Linked DNA regions of Homo sapiens: region 1 is linked to region 2. The links are chromatin contacts, found by Hi-C or POLR2A ChIA-PET in ENCODE. All regions are on one chromosome and are shown on one strand. The core of a region is the stretch at or near the end of the contact, and the rest is flanking DNA. Distances in the headings are between cores, read along the strand shown. Region 1 has its middle 44 kb from the start of LUNAR1. Region 2 has its middle 7.1 kb from the start of LINC02351.

Region 1 (4,085 bases), core at 991-3,490, 630 kb after region 2:
AGTCCCTGAGATGATGGTGGGACAGTGTGACATTCCTTTGGCTCCATCTGCCTCAAGGCATAAATGGAGAGCAGAATCCAGGCAATGGAATGGAACCATATCTCCATTTGGGAGTAGTTTCATGGTGAGGAGAACCTCAGGAAGAAGTGAAGAGCCAAGGCAGGCGTTAGGGACCCCCGGGCTCCAGCCTGCCAGAGCATCTGGAAGGGAAAAGGCAGCAGCCATGCTGCTACATTCCTGATCCTGCTAAGGACTCTTACTGGCTCCTGGGATGGGGACCTGGGCTCTGGGATGTCAGGGCAAACCCGGATGGGGTTGCCCCCAACTGGAAGTGACTGCTGGTTCTCATGGAAGCTGGTGCCTGGGATCAGCACCAAGGAGAGTGAGCCTACCTCCTGGCCTGTCAGCTAGGAAGTGCCAAGCAAGGGACCAGCAACAAAAGGTGCAGTCCTGAGCAAGACACGAGAGCGGTGGGAAAGGCCTGGGTTTTTCCACTAGGGGATAGGAGGCCTTACTGGAGCTGATCAACTGGTTCATACTGTGGAGTTGACTGTAACCAGTACAACAATGCTGGAAAGTAAAAGCTACAAGATATTCTCGCTGTCCTTTTCCCACAGAAATATACTATGTATCAAGCTAAGTAAATGTCTGGAAACCTGGAAACCCCCCAAAACTGGTAGAAGCAGTTTCTTTTCTTTATTCTTTTTCTTTTTTTTTTTTTTTAACTATTTCACACGCACACAAAAAAAAAAGAGCTAGAGAAAAACCATGTTTCTTGGATTTAATTTTGTTCACACAAATTTTCTTTTTTAAAAAAGAATAAACTGGAACCATCTAATCTAAGGTAAGCATGAAACTGTCTCAGTGACTCTTTTAAAAGTTGTCTGTAATTGTGTGACTTGGAAAATTAATTTCCTTCCAGATGAAGAAACCCGAGGCAGGTCTTATGAGTGACAATTATTAGTAACCACCTCAGGAAGCAGCTGGAACAATGAGAAGGGGCGGAGGACCGTGTGAGACCTGCAGGCAAACACAAGGGCTGCTTGCAACTTGCCTAAAATAGAAAATAGAAGTTAGCAACAGCTTCCCCGCCTGCCAGGCCCCTCTTTGGAAGGCTCTGTGCGGTAACAAGTACCATGGCAGGATGCTACCCAAGAGCCTCTCTGGAGATGGACAAGAACCCCTGGGGCAGTTGAGGCGAAACGAATGCCCCCTGGCTTCCTTCCCACCTCTGGGGCGCAGGTTCCCCACTAGAGTCACCTCCAGGTGCTGACGCCCTTTTGCTTCCTTCTGCTGAAAAAGTCAAACCAGTTACTGTTTTGATTCTTTTTTAAAGGTTTTAGAAGAATGACACATATTACACAAGCTTTATTTGGAGGAGTCATTGGCGAGGTAATGTGCTCTTAACCGTGGAACAAGCCTTGGCGCTGAAGCGTGAAGGACGCGGTTCGAATCCCAGCTTGGTCACCTTCGCCTTTTTGAGCTGCCCAGGATAATAAGAAGGTTGGGCAAGGCTCAGCCTGCACGTGGCTAGAAACATAATCCCAGCACTTTGGGAGGCCTAGGCGGGAGGATCACGAGGTCAAGAGATGGAGACCATCCTAGCCAACATGGGAAACCCCGTCTCTACGAAAAATACAAAAATGAGCTGGGCGTGGTGGCGCGTGCCTGTAGTCCCGGCCACTCGGGAGGCTAATCGGTTGAACCCGGGAGGCGGAGGTTGCAGTGAGCCGAGATCGCACCACCGCACTCCAGCCTGGGGGTCAGAGCGAGACTCCGCTACACATCACCAGGCTCACCTGAGAGGCTGGAAAAGCAGGGGCGGAGGGAGGAGTGGGGAAGAGAGGGAAGGGGGTGGGGAGCAAAGTACCCGAGCCGACACCGATCCCCAAACTGTACCTTTTCAATTATCTTAGTAACTTTCACCCCAATGGCACGGCTTATCTTAACACTGATTACCGCACCCCGCACCCCCCGCTATTCTCCCCCACTCCGCGCACTCCCAGATGCTTCACATGAAATCGACATGGCAAAGTCACAGCCTCGAACTGAAACGGTTTTCCAATTTTGGAAGCTTGACTGGCCATAAAAAGGTTTTGTTTTTTTCTTTTCTCTCTTCTTCCCTGCCCGTGACGCCGCCCCCTCCCCCGCCCTCCCTCCGCCCCCACCCCCACCCCCACCCCCTCCCCACGCTCAAGAGCGGATCCGCGCCGGCCGCGGCGGAACCTACGCGCCTGTTTTCCAGCGGCCGCTCCCCGGCGCTGCCCGGCGCCGCCCCCTGCCGGCGGGAGTCGGAGCTGCTCCCGCGTGCGCGCCGGCCGCGGCGGGCTGATGACCCAACGCCGCAGGCATCCGAGGATAACCTTTCCCTTTTCTTTCCAAGACCAAATAAGGGGGCTCTTCCCTCTGCGCGCCAGGCCCGCGGCAGTTAGGCCAAGGGGCGTGGAAAGGAGGATCCGGGAACGAGGCTGACAGTCGGCAACAACCGAGCACATTGTTCCCGCGGCGCCCGGCCTCCCCCTCCTCCCGCGGGCCCGGCCCGTGCCCACCCTGCAGCCCCAGGCGCGGGGAGCCAGGCGGGATCGGCGCGACCCCGGACCCCGTCGGCAGCTCCGCCAAGCCCTCCGGCCCCTCCCCCGAGAAGAAGTGAAGGGCGGGGTGCCCGCGGGCCCTCGCCCCGGTGCAGACCCTCCAGGCTCGCGGGGCAGCCGACCGGGGACCCCGGCGGGGGCCAGGCCCGACTGCCCAGCCTCGGAACCCTGGCATCGCCCCCGAGGGAGGGAGTCACTGGTGGCTGACAGTGTTTGGTAACCACAGAAACCGAGATCTGACCTATATTTTCGAACACGGCCTCAACTCTAGCTTTCCTTCTAGAAATCAAAGTGAGAGAATCTGACTTGCTGCTAATTTTCCTCCTGCTTTATATTCCAAAATGCCACCCGGAAGGCTAGGCAAGTCAGGAAACCTCGCTGGCGGTGTGGATGGCTGGTGAGGGTCCCCGGTGCTCCAGTTAGGAGGCAGGGGCTGTCCCCTCTGCAGCCTCCTGCCGGCCACAGCGTCCTCCTGCCCACCAGCGGCTGGTGCATTTCTGGAGGGCAATTGGATGATATTGATCAGGATTTAAAATAAGTGCATTGTTTGACGATTTCATTCCACTTCTCGGTGTTTATCCTAAGTAGGTGCTGGGAAGGGTGCACAAAGACAGACCTTCTAAGCACAGAGGATGGCCACAGTCCTGCTTAACAGTAACAGTAGTTGGCCTTAACTGAGCATTTACTAAGTGCTAGAAACTGTTCTAAACATTTTACAAATAGCTACTCACAACATCCCTATGCTGCGGGAACTGTATTATTTTTTATTTTTATTTTCTGTCGCCCAGGCTGGAGTGCAGTGGCGCCATCTCAGCTCACTGCAACCTCTGCCTCCCGAGTTCAAGCGATTCTCCTGATTCAGCCTCCCGAGTAGCTGGGACTACAGATGTGCGCCACCACGCCCGGTTAATTTTTTGTATTATTAGTAGAGACAGGGTTTCGCCATATTGGCCAGGCTGGTCTCGAACTCCTGACCTCATGATCCACCCGCCGCGGTCTCCCAAAGGGCTGGGATTCCAGGCGTGAGCCACCGTGCCTGGCCAGGGACTGTATTATTAATACAGCCAACCCTCCATATCTGTGGATTCAACCAACCATGCATGGAAAATATTCCAGAAAAAAAAATTCCGCCAAGTTCCAAAAAGCAAAACCCGAATTTGCCATGCGCCAATTACTACTACATTGAATCCACAAGAATGAAATGAAGTGTTGGCATTGTATGGGGTATTATAAGTAATCCAGAGAGATTTAAAGTGTACAGGAGGATGTGTGCAGGTTATATACAAATATCACACCATTTTATATAAGGAACTTGAGCATCTGTGGATTTTGGTATGGGGCTCCTGGAACCAATTCCCCACGCATACCGAGGGACAACCGCACCTCCATTTAATACATGAGGAAACTTCTCAGAGATGCTAGGTTTCTGCTGACCATCACCCAGCTGGGGAGTTGCACAGCCAGGAATGATGCCACGCTCTGAGGCTCCAGAGT
Region 2 (4,208 bases), core at 1,277-3,776:
GATGATGGTTAAAACACTGGGGTGAAATAGGTAGTTCTCACATTTTTAAAAAAACAGGAATTAAACTGCATGTGCGGTATGATTTCTAGTATAGAATAAAATGCTTCACTTTTAAAGCAAAGTCTAGCTGTATATACACCAATAATAGCATTGTTAGTGGTGTAGTACTTGGGCAGTGTGTGGAAATATAGCAAGATATGACTAATTAAAGGCAAGGGTCCCTGTTCCCACTCCAGGGCCTCCCAGCTGCCTGGGACACCCAGCTCTGCCACTGCACGCCCTACACAGCTGTCACCTGGACCTCAGGCTAGGATGCTAACCCAGGTGTGTGCCGAGCCCATGAACTTCAGGGTTTCTTCATGCAGGACACCACAGCAGCAGGAATGCCACCAGATGTGGCAGAGTCCAAGTTCTCCTGGAGATTCTTTCTAGCTCTTCAGACTTTCAGCTGACACTCACACGGCGCTGATTGCATCAATACTGAGGGCGCTGTGAGCCCTGACCCTGACTTCAGGGAGCTTACAATCCAGCATAAATATCCACAAGTGGACCCCACCTGCCCCTCCTCGGAAGTCCCCTCCTGTATTCATCTCGCTGGCTGCACCTGCATCTGGTCCTTGGGAGCCAAGGGCTGTAGAAGGATAATTTTCTGCCATACCCACGCGTCTGTACCAGTCCTCAGCACAGCACTTGGCCCATGGAAGCCACCAGTGTGCATGGGAAGGATGACTGCATGAACCAGTGTTTTGTTTTGTTTTGTTTTTGTTTGTTTGTGTGTTGAGACAGGGTCTCGCTCTGTGGCCCAGGCTGGAGTACTAAGGTGGGATCACAGCTGACTGCAGCCTCAAACTTGTGGCCTCAAGCAATCCTCCCATCTTAGCCTCCCAAGTAGCTGGGGTTACAGGGATGTGCCACCATGGTCAGCTAATGTTTTCATTTTTTGTAGAGATGGTATCTCACTATGTTGCCCAGGCTGGTATTGAAATCCTGAGCTCAAGCAATCCTCCCACCTCAGCCTCCCAAAGTGCATGAACCAGTTTTAAAACAGTAATTAGAACTTCTATAAGCTGAGAGCATGCTATCCTTAAGTCGGTAGTCCCCGGAGGATGGGGCACCCTGTGGCTGGGAGGATCTTGGGCACCTCTGTTAACCAGTCCCAGCTTGGTTTAACTAGGGGGAGGGCTTCTTGGGCTAGAAGGGCATCTTCCATCCCTCCCACCCCAATTCAAGTACCAGGTCTGCCTCCCCCAGCTCCCAGCTATCTCAGTTCAACCTCCCTGGGGGCAGGTAGGGGCGCCCGGCCCCAGCACGTTCTGTTGGATGTTCCACCTCCTTGTTCCCTCTCTTCCCTCTTCTCACCCCCAGTTCCATTCTCATCGTTGCAAGCCAGGGCCACTGTGAACTTGGCATCCCTGGGACGCTGCACATTTACCTTCATCTTCCCAGCGAATCCTTCCAGAGAGACACTGTCCCCATTTTATAAACGAAGCACACTGGCCCCAGAGTATTTTGGCTGCTGCTGCTGCTGCTGCTGAAAAGAAGCCAAATAACACATCAAAAAAACTACAGATGAAAATGGGGCCAAATTGATGACACAGAACAGAAGGGAGTCCAGATCACAGCTGGATCGGGGGGTGCCTCTTGGCCCATGGCCCCCGTGTTTTCTATAGAATGCCCAAGGGCCAGAGAGGCTAAGAGGGAGAAAGTGGGCGGCCCCCACTGCACCCCCCAGCTTTTGTGCCCGGGTGGGGAATCCCAAGGAATACGTGAGTCTCAAGGCCCCCCACTTTCAACCTGTGGTGAAGGGAGGCAGGGTGCATTGCAGTGGGTTAGTTGAATTGTTTACGTATGTATTTATTTATTTGCAAGTCTATGGGGTTAATGAAGTAATTAGGGAAATCTGGGGTCTGCACTCCTGGACTTACAATGAAAGCTAGACATTTTTTTTTTCGTAATCCCAGCACTTTGGGAGACCGAGGTGGGCGGATCACATGAGGTCGCGAGTTCGAGACCAGCCTGGCCAACATGGTGAAACCCCGTTTCTACTAAAAATACAGAAATTAGCTGGGCGTGGTGGCGGACGCCTGTAGTCCCAGCTGCTTGGAGGCTGAGGCAGGAGAATCGCTTGAACCCGGGAGGCAGAGGCTGCAGTGAGCCGAGATCGCCACTGCACTCCAGCCTGGGCGACAGAGCGAGCGAGACTCAGTCAAAAAAAAAGAAGAAGAAAAGACACGCGAGCCCCTTTGAAGAATAAATCTCAGCTGTGTTATCTGTCTTGTCACAGCACTGAAACGTGGGGATGGGGAGAACGTAGTTCCACGTTGGCACAGATGAGCTGTTTACATCGAGGCGGACGAGCAGGCAGGAGCGTGCAGTCCGTGCGGCTCTGTTTCTTTCCCCTGTTAAGCGCAGAGTTTCTAGCTGCAGCTAAAGACGCCCACCCAGGCCGAGCGCCCTTGGATTCTGTGGGAGGGCGGCCCCGCGTCCACCGCCTGGGGGCACCGACTCGGGGCTGCGGACCTCGGAGCGCGCCCGGCGGGCTTTGGTTTGGGCAAGGCTGCCATCGTGTGGCCGCCGTGGGTATTTCCCTCGGAAAGCGGCCGGGCAGCGAGCAGGCGCCCGCGCCTCTTCTTTTTACGGGAGTCCGCGCTCTCCGCAAGTCTGTCCTGAGATCGCCGTTTTCTCCCACCAGCCAGAATGGGGCTCACTGCTGCAACCCGGGTCTCAGTCTTCTCCAGGGCACCTCCTGGGCCGTGCCCCGAGCCTTGACTGCGGCAGGCGGTGTTTTTTCCTCTAAAGGAAGAACTTGCCTGTCAGGGCAGTCCACAGTCCAAAATGTGACGCATACCGGAGCTCAGGCCTGGTATCAATCTTAGCACAGCATTTCGGGCTGAATAACTCTGTTATGGGAGCTTTCCTGCCTCTACCCACTAGATGTCAGTACCACCTCTCACCCAACTGTGACAACCAAAAATATCTCCAGACATGGCCAAATGTCCAGGGTTAGGAGGCAAAGTTACCCACCTGAGAACATAAGAGGGAGTGTACTCGTTTCCCATTGCAACTGTAAGAAATTATCACAAATTTGGTGGCCTAAAACTGCCAGGATTTCTTACCATACAGTTCTGGAAGTCAGAAGTCTCAAACAGGTCTTGCTGGGCTGAGGTCAAGCTGGTTCCTTCTGGAGGCTCCAGGGGAGAATCTGTTTCCTGGTCCTTTCCACACAGGCGGCCTGCATTCCTTGGCTCATGGCCCCTTCCTTCATCTTCAAACCCAGCAATGGCTGACTGTGTCTCACGCTGCGACGCTCTGATGGTTCTCTGGCAGTCAAACCTTTCTGTGTGTCCCTCATTTAAACAACCCTTGTGATCACACTGGGCCCACCCAGAGGATCCAGGATAATCTCTCCCTCTCACAATCTTTAGCTTAATCGCATCTGAGAAGTCCCTTTTACCAGGTAAGGTAACTGATACGGTTTGGATGTGTCCCCACCCAAATCTCATCATGAATTGTAGCTCCCATAATTCCCATGTGTGGTGAGAGGGACCCAGTGGGAGATAATTGAGTCACGGGGCACCTTCCCCCATACTGTTCTCATGATAGTTAATAGGTCTCAAGACCTACTAACTATCTCAAGTGGTTTCATAAGGGGAAACCTCTTTCACTTGGTTCTCATTTCTCTCTTGTCTGCTGCCATGTAAGACGTGCATTTCGCCTTCTGCCATAATTGTGAGGATTCCCAGCCACGTGGAACTGAGTCCATTAAACTTCTTTTTCTTTATAAATTACCCAGTCCCAGGTATGTCTTTATCAGCAGCATGAAAACAGACTAATACAGTAACACACTCACAGGTTCCCAGGATTCCCATGTGAGCATCTTTGGGGGCTGCCATGAGAAGATACAAGTGTAAGCCTTGACCAGGCTAGAGCAACAGTGCAGATGAGTGACACTGGCCAGTGAGTGGTGGGGATATGCCCTCCAGGAAAGGGACCGCAGTTTCCAGGCCCTAAAACGTCTCATCTGCTGACTAATTTGAACCCTCAAGCTGCCAGTTTACAGACCCTGACTCATCCTCTACCTTTCACCAACGAGAACCCCGGCGACCCAGAAGGAAAGTGATCATCCCAGCCCTCTCTGGAGTAAGGAGCCAGGCTGAAGCCAGACCCCAAGCTCTTCCCAGTCCTGGGACACAAGTCCATGTTACCCA

Evidence for each region. Hi-C counts contacts between places; a loop is a spot of excess contacts on that map. ChIA-PET counts read pairs that join two places held with the same protein, here RNA polymerase II (POLR2A). Pooled maps may share reads with other maps.
Region 1: a loop to region 2 is called in a pooled map, with 2.5 times the contacts of the local background. The contact joins two enhancer-like sites. A Hi-C loop is called at or near these places in 3 of 50 pooled maps. POLR2A ChIA-PET finds 5 or more read pairs at or near these places in 2 of 52 experiments (MCF 10A and activated CD4-positive, alpha-beta T cell).

What each region holds. Positions count from the first base shown.
Region 1 is chr15:99,056,816-99,060,900 of GRCh38, forward strand. No RefSeq gene overlaps it. Among named protein-coding and RNA genes, the nearest start is that of LUNAR1, 44 kb to the left of the region's middle. RefSeq lists enhancers at 1,013-1,614, 1,615-2,214 and silencers at 2,232-2,401, 2,512-2,561. Within about 2 kb of position 2,241, at least 18 of the 41 ENCODE cell types and tissues checked have a DNase peak (open chromatin) inside an H3K27ac peak, as active enhancers do.
Region 2 is chr15:98,425,970-98,430,177 of GRCh38, forward strand. No RefSeq gene overlaps it. Among named protein-coding and RNA genes, the nearest start is that of LINC02351, 7.1 kb to the left of the region's middle. RefSeq lists silencers at 2,391-2,685, 2,411-2,705. Within about 2 kb of position 2,527, at least 6 of the 41 ENCODE cell types and tissues checked have a DNase peak (open chromatin) inside an H3K27ac peak, as active enhancers do.